2 separate regions of the Homo sapiens genome follow, and region 1 is linked to region 2. Evidence: chromatin loops called from intact Hi-C (ENCODE). Cell type or tissue: PC-3. All regions are shown on one strand. Each heading gives the region's core, and the rest is flanking DNA. Links, peaks and the distances in the headings are about the cores only. Region 1 has its middle 85 kb from the start of LINC02084. Region 2 has its middle 32 kb from the start of LINC02084.

What was found. Peaks named below come from ENCODE experiments on the same cell type or tissue, not always from the same donor. Only the 100,000 strongest peaks of a DNase experiment are listed, where the experiment ranks them.
Region 1: a loop joins it to region 2, with 4 times the contacts of the local background. A loop is called at or near these places in 6 of 110 quality-filtered maps.

What each region holds. Positions count from the first base shown.
Region 1 is chr3:27,625,699-27,631,078 of GRCh38, reverse strand. No RefSeq gene overlaps it. Among named protein-coding and RNA genes, the nearest start is that of LINC02084, 85 kb to the left of the region's middle. In PC-3, for the core only: no CTCF peak of the experiment used is centred there; DNase peaks (open chromatin) are centred at 2,828 and 5,038; H3K4me3 peaks cover 545 bases; H3K27ac peaks cover 3,082 bases.
Region 2 is chr3:27,678,203-27,683,582 of GRCh38, reverse strand. No RefSeq gene overlaps it. Among named protein-coding and RNA genes, the nearest start is that of LINC02084, 32 kb to the left of the region's middle. In PC-3, for the core only: a CTCF peak has its summit at 2,182 (motif pointing right); a DNase peak (open chromatin) is centred at 2,222; H3K4me3 peaks cover 504 bases; H3K27ac peaks cover 533 bases.

The sequences.
Region 1 (5,380 bases), core at 179-5,178, 53 kb after region 2:
ATTTTGAGTCATCAAATGCAGTGTTCAGATGGTATCATCTTCACTTCCAGCTAAGTTCTTTACTTCCAGATAAGTAAGATTTCCTTTTCGAAATCCTGTATTGAGCTATTGCTAGAAAATTTATCCCAAACTATAAGTAGCTATTCACATATTAGGACTATTTGCTTATATTTATGATTTCCTCAATATAATTACTGAATTGCCTTTTTAAAAAATCTTGGTTTAAACTATCTTCTTTATAATACAGCCAACATCTTTAACTGAGAGGCTATAACCTTTGGAATAATTACCATATCTTTGTTAAACCTCTGCATTCCTTTTTGAAACAACTTTATCACTTGATATCTATAAACATGTCAAGCTAGTATTGACTGAAGTGGTTTCAGGTTAATATGTTATTCTCCATCAATAATTTGTTGTTCAAAATGAAGTCATTGAGACAGAGCCCATAATGTGAAAGACTTATAAGGACTAGAATTTAAGTCCAGTTACTCCTTTTCTGAAAGATAATTTTGGGGATAAGATTTTGCTGGCCGGGCGCGGTGGCTCACGCTTCTAATCCCAGCACTTTGGGAGGCCGAGGCGGGCGGATCACGAGGTCAGGAGATCAAGACCACGGTGAAACCCCGTCTCTACTAAAAATACAAAAAAAAAAAAAAAAAATTAGCCGGGCTTGGGGGAGGGTGCCTGTAGTCCCAGCTACTTGGAGAGGCTGAGGCAGGAGAATGGCGTGAACCCAGGAGGCGGAGCTCGCAGTGAGCCGAGATCGCGCCACTGCACTCCAGCCTGGGCGACAGAGCGAGATTCCGTCTCAAAAAAAAAAAAAAAAAAAAAAAAAAGATTTTGCTTTGTATTTAAACCTATCTGTGTGTCCTACCATTTAACTATTTGTCACAATTTGGTAATTATTTCAGATGTATCGGTCTTTTCTCAAACGGATTGCTTTTATTTTCCACTTTTTATGATAAAATTTTAAAACGTACACAAAAACACAGACCCTAGCTTAATGAGCCAAATATACCCATAACCCAGCTTCAACAATAATCAGTAGATGGCCAGTCTTATTTCACGTATATCCCCACTCAGTCCCCACACTTTTATTATTTTGGTGCAAATTCCAGACTCTACTAATATCTTAAAAAAATCCCGCCACTTCCAAACCTAAAAAATTAATGATAATTCTTTACTATAATCAAATAACCAGTGTTTGAATTTTTACATATTGCTTTTATATTTTCTTTATTTCATTCCACATCAGGATAATGTCTATGCATCATGATTGTTTGGTCTCATTTCTTTTAAACTATCTATCCTTCTTCCATCTCTTTTTTTCTTCTCTCTTTGCAGTTTTTTTTGTTGAAGTCACTTGAATCATTTGATAGGAAACATTTCCTACAGTCTGTATCTTGCTTGCTGCATCCCTGTGGTACCATTTAACACGTTTCTCTGTGTCTCATATTTCCTGTAAATGTGCAGTCAGATCAGGAGGCTTGATCAGATTTAGCCTCAATTATTATTTTTTTTGGCAAGACAACACCATAGGTGGTGCTGTGTCTTTTTCCTGGAAAGTGCGTAATGTCTGATTGTCTCCTTTTTGGTGATGTTATCAACCCCTAGTGATCATTGCCTAGATCCAGTAATTCAAATGGTGATATTCTAACTCTATCACTCATTCTTTATTTATTAGCTGGAATTTCTCTGTAAAGAAAAATTTCCCATATCAACTATTTGGTTATTTTTTGCATAGTGAAGGCAAGATAAACATTTTATTCATTTGTCTGTTTAAAAATTAATGAAGTTGTTTCCTAGCATTCTTCAAAGATATTCAATGTTAATGCGATGGGGTTTTTTAGTGAACTTACAGATTTAAACATATCTGAGAATTTTAAGTCATTATTGATGTTCAATTTGTTTCGTCTTTGACCAGTGGGAGCCTACTAAGTACGGCATCTAAGTCTTTTTAACATGACCCTCGTAGTCTTTAAGAGCTGCCTTGCTTTATGGCATGACAAAGTGTGGTAGGCTTATTTTTATATGGAAATGTACAATGATTCCGGTTGGAATTAGCCATTTCTTCAGGGAGTCACAATCTGGGTGCTAGGCCTACCCTTCGGCAATAATTGGTTACTGTTGCTAGTCCTTTTCAGTGGACAGAACAAAAAATATAAATTTATTTTATGTAAACTTTCTTGAGGTATAATTCATATACAATAAAATTCACACATTTTAAGTATACAGGTAAAGACTTGACAAAGTAGAAACCCATCCAAGCAGCACCCCAATAAACATATAGAAAATTTCCATCACTTCAGAAAATATCTTTATGCCCGTTTGTAAATCCCTTCTATCAGGCAGTTACTGGTCACTATATGTTGGTTTTAGCTACAGAAATTTATATAAATGCAACCATGCAGTATGTACTGTTTGGTGTCTGACTTCTTTTGTTTAGCATGTTTTAAAGATGTGTCCACGATGTTGCCTGTATCAATAATACATTCATTTTTGTGGATGAGTAATGCTCCATTGTGTAAATATACTGTAATTTGCTTATCTGTTTATCTGTTAATGGATATATTTGATTTGTTTCCAATTTGGGACCATTATGAATAAAGCCGTAACTATGTGCATACAGGTCTATTATTGAGCATAACTTTTTGTTTCTCTTGAATAAATAGCTAGAAATAGAACAGCTAGATCATATGGTAAGGGTAGTATATGCTTAACTTTATAAGAAACGGTCACATTGTTTTCCAAAGTAGTTATGCTATTTAACACTTCTAATAAAAATGTATGGGTGCTCCAGTTACACCACATCCCTGCCAAAATTTGGTATTACAAGAACTTTTTATTTTAGCCTTTGTAGCCGGCAGGAAGTGAAATCTCATTGTGGTTTTAACTTATATTTCCCTTATAAACAATTTGTCATATGCTATTTGGCTATATATATGTTTGTGTGTGTGTGTGTGAAATGTCTGTTTAAGGCTTTTGCCCATTTTTTTTTTAACAAATTGAACTTATTTGTTTATTTGTTTAATGTGCCAGCATTTTGCTGGGAGTTACAGGGGATAGAAAAAAGTTAATTTGTAATAATCAGATTGTATCATTTTTATTTGACCTAACCCTACTTTTTAATGGGGTTTTGTCTCTATGTGTGTCTCTCTCTATGTGTATCTCTCTCTTTTTTGGTGTTGGGTGATGAGGTCCTGCTCTGTCACCCAGGTTGGAGTGCAGTGGCATAATCTTAGCTCACTTCAAACTTGACCTCCTGAGCTCAAGCAATCCTCCTGAGTAGCTGGGATTACAGGTGGGAGCCACTGAGTTCAAGCAGTTCTCCTGCCTCAGCCTTCCAAGTAGCTGGGATTACAGGCACGCACCACCATGCCTGGCTAATATTGTATTTTCAGTAGAGATGGGGTTTCACCATGTTGGTCAGGCTGGTCTTGAACTCCTCTTCCTCAGGTGATCCACCCGCCTTAGCCTCCCAAAGTGCTGGGATTACAGGCATGAGCCACCGCACCCGGCCTCCTTTTTCTTTTAATAATTTTGTATAAGATTCCACCATGGTTTGTTTCTGTTTATAACTTTTTAAGTGAAATAAATTTTCCTCTGTGTTAGGATGGAGGAGTGACAGTATAGCTTTTCTAGCTTCAGAGCTCTAGAGCTCTTCTACTGTTTTTACAAAGTGTTTAAAAAAACAAATAGTCCTAGCACAGTGGCTCACACCTGTAATCCCAGCACTTTGGGAGGCCGAGGTGGGAAGATGGCTTGAGTCCAGGAGTTTGAGACCAGCCTGGCCAACATGGTGAAGTCTCGTCTCTACTAAAATTACAAAAATTAGCCAGAGGTGGTGGCATGAGCCTGTAGTCCCAGGTACTCGGGAGGCTGAGGCAGGAGAATCACTTGAACCAGGGAGGCGAGGGTTGCAGTGAGCCAAGATCATGCTACTGCACTCCAGCCTGAGCAACTGCAAGATTCTGTCCCCCACCCCCAAAACAAACAAACGAACGAAAACAACTCTGTGTGTGTATGTGAAACTTTAAATTTTCTAGACCTGATCATGTCTGGATTGCTTTCTTCCCTACTTGTATCCGAACCTTTTTGTCCCATGCCCTACTGTCCTGGCCCTGCTCAGTTTGGATTACGTCCAGCATTTTCTCCTCACTGCCGAACTTTGTCTTGGAAGGGAGCTCCTGTTTGTGTTTCAAGAGCATTCGGGGCCCCAGTGACTCCAGCACTGTCAGATCCGACTGCTTTGCCATCTCCTTGCATGCACACTCAAATTGGATCTTGTAGAACGCCATTCCAGTGTAGTGGCTATTTTCAGATTGACCTGCCTTGCTTTCTGGTGAGTGTCCACTGGTGACTTAGTGCTTTCCTTTTCTCATGACTGTCAGAAACCCAGTCACCTTCCCTCTGTTTCATCCCAGTTTCTTATCCCACATGGGTCTTGCAGCTTTGGATAGTTTGTCCTTGCCCACAGTGTCTAGGAGTTGTGAGAATACCTTGCTATGCAGTTTTATTGTAAATGTTGCTACAGGTGATTGATTTAGATAGCCTAACTGCTCTGTCTGTTCATTTGAGAAATTCAGAGAAATTCAAAACCACCATAAACATTTTGTCACAGTGCTAGGCACAGAGCAGATAATCTGATGTTTGCTGACTGATGAAAGTTTATAGAAAATGTTCTGTTGTTGTGTAACAAATTACCATAAATTTAGTGCTTTAAAACAACACATATTTATAATCCCACAGTTCCTGTAAGTCAGAGCCACAGCTTAGCAGGGTTCTCTTTTTCGGGGTCTTCACCACACTGTAATCCAGGTGTCAGCCAGGGTTGCAGCCTCAATAGAGGCTCAAATGGGAGAAGATCCACTTCCAAGCTCCCTCGGGTTGTTAGCAGAATTCATTTGTAGGACTGAGATCCCATTTCCTTGCTGGCTGTCAGCCAGGGGCTGCAGTCAGCTCCTGAAGGCCCCCATGGTTCCTTGCCTCACAGCCCTCTCCATAGGCCCTCTCACATCGTGACAGCTACTAAAGCCAGCAATAGAGAGCCTGTCTCTGATGTATGCTAGCAAGATGAGCCATATATATGTCATAACATAATCACAGGAGAGACATGCCATTAGCCTTGTCACAGCCTATTGATTAGAAGCAAGTAGTAGGTTTCTCCTACACGGAAGGAGAGAGGATTGTTCAGGGAAAGAACATGGGGCCACTCTAGAGTCTGTCCACCACGGTTCACATCTGCCTTGAGACCTGGTTTACCCTCTATATTTGTTTTTTTGTTTGTTCGAGACAGAGTCTCACTCTGTCACCCAGACTGGAGTGCAGTGGCACCATCTTGGCTCACTGCAACCTCTGCCACCTGGGTTCAAGTGAT
Region 2 (5,380 bases), core at 131-5,130:
AACTTATCTTGCATGATAGTTTTGTTACAATTTTAGCTTTTACTATATTTATTACAACTTAGATTTTTTCTGTTGTAAAATATTGATAGCTTGAGCAACAAGAATTTTACATGTATTTGAAAAACAGAGTGAGTCAAAACAATTGCCTACTCTGTTAAAATTAGTACAGCATCTACTATCATTAGAATACTGCTCACTGCACCTCTTAAAATTATCTTAGACGTCCTGGAGATTTCTGTGAGAACAGATTGGTTTTTGAGTTACATTATTATAAGTGTTCAGAATATTATTCCTTTAAGTTTAATTTACTATCAGTGCTTTTGAAATGGTGCCTCTTCATTTTGCTTATAATTCTTTGAAGCATAATCTTAAAATAATATTGCCTTCCTGAAGAATTCAATAGTCTTATGATATATGTCCTCATTTTATCTTTTTTGTTGAGATGTCAAGTTTCCTGTTATACCATAGAAAGCAAGAAATGTCAGACATTATCATGTGTACAGAGCTTTGGCATGTCTGAGTGAATTAATTGGGGAATAAATAAGTATTGAATGGTTGTCCTTGTCTTCATAATAAGCCAAATTTAGATAATCTTGAGAAAAAAAAAAGTCACAGAAGATTGAATTCTAAGATTTATTTTTTAACATTGGGTCCTGAGGCCAGAGTGTCGGAGTTTAGATCTTCTTTCAGAGTTTAGAAAAGTATTTTATTTTTTATTTTTATTTATTTATTTTTTTACATTGGGGTTTGCAGGCAGATGGGAGGATGGCTGCTTTTTATTTTTTTAAATAGCATACATCAGTAGTTTTTAATTTTGTTTTTTTTTTTTAACCTTAGGAATTGTAGCTAAAGAAAAGCCATTATCACTCCAAGTTTAGCTTTGTTTCTAAGCAAGATTTCAGGTTAAGTAGGAGGTGAGAGAATTTTTTAAAATGTGTGTGTTAAAAGTTTTTTGAAAAGAGTGCTAGGTAAAAGTTTATATTTTGGTGGGCTGATTTCATTGCAAACTAAGTGAGAAAAGACAATCATATATCCAGGCTTTAATTTTCATTTACATTGCAGACACCTGAAGGAAAGTCATTTTTTCTTTCTTTAGATTTCAATTGTACTGCTGATAATTGTATCAGAGTAAACCTATTTGTGGAATCAGATTGAATTAAGATTTAAGCAAGAAACATGAATTTGTGTCTTTAAGGGTTCTCTGTGGGTGGGCTTGAGCTTCTTTCTCAGTGCCTTTGTTTCCTTTTCTCTTTTTTTTTTTTTTTTTTTTTTGAGACAGAGTCTCGCTGTGTTGCCCAGGCCGGAGTGCAGTGGCGCGATCTCGGCTCATTGCAAGCTCTGCCTCCCGGGTTCACACCATTCTCCTGTCTCAGCCTCCCGAGTAGCTGGGACTACAGGCGCCCACCCCCACGCCCGGCTAATATTTTGTATTTTTAGTAGAGACCGGGTTTCACCGTGTTAGCCAGGATGGTGCCTTTGTTTTCACCCTTCCTCTGCCTTCATTTTATAATGGTATCTTCTCTTTAAAGTCACGAGGCTTGAACGGTGGCGGTGGCTCACGCCTGTAATCTCAGCACTTTGGGATGCCAAGGCGGGTGGATCACTTGAGGTCAGGAGTTTGAGACCAGCCTGGCCAATATGGTGAAATCCCGTCCCTACTAAAAATACAAAAATTAGCCAGGGGTGGTGGCGGGCATCTGTAGTCCCAGCTATTCTGGAGGCTGAGGCAGGAGAATCACTTGAACCCAGGCGGTGCAGGTTGCAGTGAACCGAGATGGTGCCACTGCACTCTAGCCAAAGTCACATGGCTTGATGAAGCACAATTAACACAAATAATATGTTCCAGATGTCCTCGATTCTCACCGCACTGGTATGATAATGGGTACTATTATCCCAGTTTGACATATGAGATAGCTGATGATTGGTGAGATCTAGTCACATGACTCTTCAGTGCCATGCACAGCTCATTCCAAACCCAGTGATTTCCCCGTTTTCTGATGTCACCTCTTTTTTCTCCCACCAGTCATTGTTTTTATCAAGAAAAAGTTCAACTTCTTGTAGACATGGTCTGCAGGTTCTGTTTGAGCAGTGTTGGCAAAAACTCAATCTGCTAGTCAGTTAGGGGAAATGTAGCAAAGTTAAAAAGTCATCTTAATTCCCTGGAGGCTCGTCTTTCGTCATACTTTAAATTCTTTTCGTTGCCCACTAGAGGGCAGGCAGATCTGTGTCATCACTGTCTTTTTTTTTTTTTTTTTTTCTGAGAGAAATGAGGACACCCAGTCAAGCAGGAAGAACCTGAAAACTGAGACCAAACATTTCCTTGAAAATTAAAATGTGAATGCTTTTAGCTCCTTGGTAGGCAAGTGATTAAGTTGAAGGTCAGGAAAAAGTTCCTGTGTGCCTTGTTCTTGTTTCTGATTCAAGAGCACTGTTTCCTTCACCCTTTCTGAAATCCCCAGCCCTTTAGTTTAAGGAGGAGGACTTGCAGGATTTAGGAGACGGCAACAAAAGGCTTGGGAACAGGTCGAGTTCTTCTGTTGGCTTGGAATTCTCAAGCGTGGTGCTTAAAGTAATGAGACAGTGGGCTGCTCTATTCATGCCACTGTGTTTAAGCACTCACCGATACGATCTGCTTGTAGTGGAGTTCCAGAGGGAAGCTGAGACCTTGGTCTGTGGTCTGGCATGCTGAGCATGCCCAACAGGCTGCCATTGTCCTTGATGAGCTCCAGCAGGGTAAAGCAAGTGTCAATTTCTGTGTCACTGTCAGTCTTAAAAGTCCTGATTCCTAGTAAAAACCACTTGGCAGCCTGGTGCAGTGGCTCATGCTTGTAATTTCATTGCTTTGGGAGGCTGAGGCAAGAGGATTGCTGAGGCCAGGAGTTGGAGACCAGCCTGAGCAACATAGTGAGACCCCCTTCTCCACACAATTTTTTTTTTTAATTAGCCAGGTGTGGTGGCATGTGTCTGTGGTCCCACCTACTCAGGAGGCTGAGGCAGGAGGACTGCTTGAGCCCAGGAGGCCCAGGCTGTAGTGAGCTGACAGAGTGAGACCCTGTCTCTAAAAAATGAAAACAAAACAACAACAAAAAACTTACTTGGAGTCAGCATGTGGGAAAAGGAAAAGGGAAGGGGGTGATCTTGGTTATATGAGCTGCCTTCATGAACGTGCTGGAGCTTCTATCTCACATAAGCTTGTAAGTGGCTTATGACTGAACTGGATCACAAGATCCCTAAGTGCAGTTGGAAGAGAGAAAACATTATTCAAGTTCCCAGAACTCGAAGTAGAGATAGTTTAAGAAAAACAAAATTAAAGGGTGTCCCACACCCTCATCTGTTTATTTTGGTAGCGGTGGGGGTGGTTTTTTTGTGGGTGTGTTCATTTGTTTTTTGAGACAGAGTCTTGCTCTGTCGCCCAGGCTGGAGAGCAGTGGCACAAACACTGCTCACTGCAGATTCATCTGCTTAGGCTCAAGAGAGCCTTCCTTGTTAGCCCCCTGAGTAGCTGGGACCACAGGCACACACCACCACATCTGGCTGATTTTGTTTATTTTTTGTGGAGATGTGGTCTCACCATGTTGCCCAGGCTGGTCTCAAACTCCTGGGCTCAAGTGATCCTCCTGCCTTGGCCTCACAAAGTGCTGGGATTACAGGCATACAGGCATGAGCCATCTGGCCTGGCCACCCTCATCTGTTTTAATACAAAAGTTATGACTGAAAACAAGTTACTCAGAGCAAGCTCCAAGCAAAGCAAAGAGGGAAGAAGCCAGGGTGGATATATACTAGGAGCTGAGGGTTTCAACTGATCTGTAAAAGTCACTTGAAGCCACTTAAACAGTAGTTCCCCCTTATCGTCAAGGAATGTGTGCCAAGATCCCTAGTGGATGAGACTGCAGCTAATACTGAACCCTATGTATACTATGTTTTTTCCTATACATAGATACACATGATAAAGTTTAATTTATAAATTAGGCACAGTAAGAGATTAACACAAATAACTAATAATAAAATAGAACAATTATAACAATATACTAAAATACAAGTTATGTGGGCCAAGTGCAGTGGCTCATGCCTGTAATCTCAGCACTTTAGGAGGCTGAGGCAGGTGGATCAATTGAGGCCAGAAGTTTAAGACCAGCCTGGCCAACATGGCAAAACCCCATCTCCACTAAAAATATAAAAACTAGCTGGGCTTGGTGGCACATGCCTGTAATCCCAGCTACTTGGGTGGCTGAGACATGACAATTGCTTGAACCTGGGAGGCAGAGGTTGCAGTGAGCTGAGATCTTGCCACTGCACTCCAAAAAAAAAAGGCCGGACACAGTGGTTCATGCCTGTAATCCCAACACCTTGGGAGGCCAAGGCAGGCGGATCACCTGAGGTTGGGAGTTCTAGACCAGCCTGACTAACATGGAAACACCTGTCTCTACTAAAAATACAAAATTAGCCAGGCATGGTGGTGAATGCCTGTAATCCCAGCTACTCCAGAGGCTGAGGCAAGAGAATCGCTTGAACCTGGGAGGCGGAGGTTGTGGTGAGCCGAGATCGCGCCATTGCACTCCAGCCTGGGCAACAAGAGCAAAACTCTGTCTCAAAAAACAAAAACAAAAAAGGTTATGTGAATGTCATATCTCTCTTTCTCTCAAAATACTGTAATATTTTCAGACCACAGTTGACTGTAGGTAACTGAAACCTCGGAAAGCAAAACTGTGGGTAAGGACAAACTGTTTACACTCTATTTAGACTTTGGGCACTTGGGGGTTTTAGGCACCAGGAGGAACTTCTGTGTTTGTTTCTTTATGGTGTACCTTCCCTAAGATTTTTTGCCAGGAAAAGAGCAAAGGTATTTCTCTGAGTACCATCTTATTTCATATTTTGGAGAGGTTAAAAGGATGGAATAAGAGGATCTTGAACTCTAAGACTATTTCCATTGCTCACTTGCTGTGCAGTATTAGAAGAGCTTCTTACTCTCTATAAGCCTCAGTTTCCCCATCTGTAAAAATCAGAATGTTGATACAGCCTAACACACATGTAAGGAGAGGTTGGGTGAGGAGACAAATGTAAAGTGTTAATGTAGTGCCTAGCACATCATACATCTACAGTAAAGGTGAGCTATTCTATTACTGTTTGTGAAATTCTACCAAGAAGACTCTCTTTGATACTCATTGCAATAGTAGTAGCTACTGAAACACCTCCCCTCAGTGACTTCAAGACCCTGAGTGTTCTCACTTCTTGACTGTATTCTTTAAATTTTTTTAAAACTCATTTTGTTTTCTTTTCTTTCTTTCTTTTTTTTTTTTTTTTTTTTTGAGACAGTCTCACTTTGTTGCCCAGGCTGGAGTGCAGTGACACAATCTCAGCTCACTGCAGACTCTACCTCTCA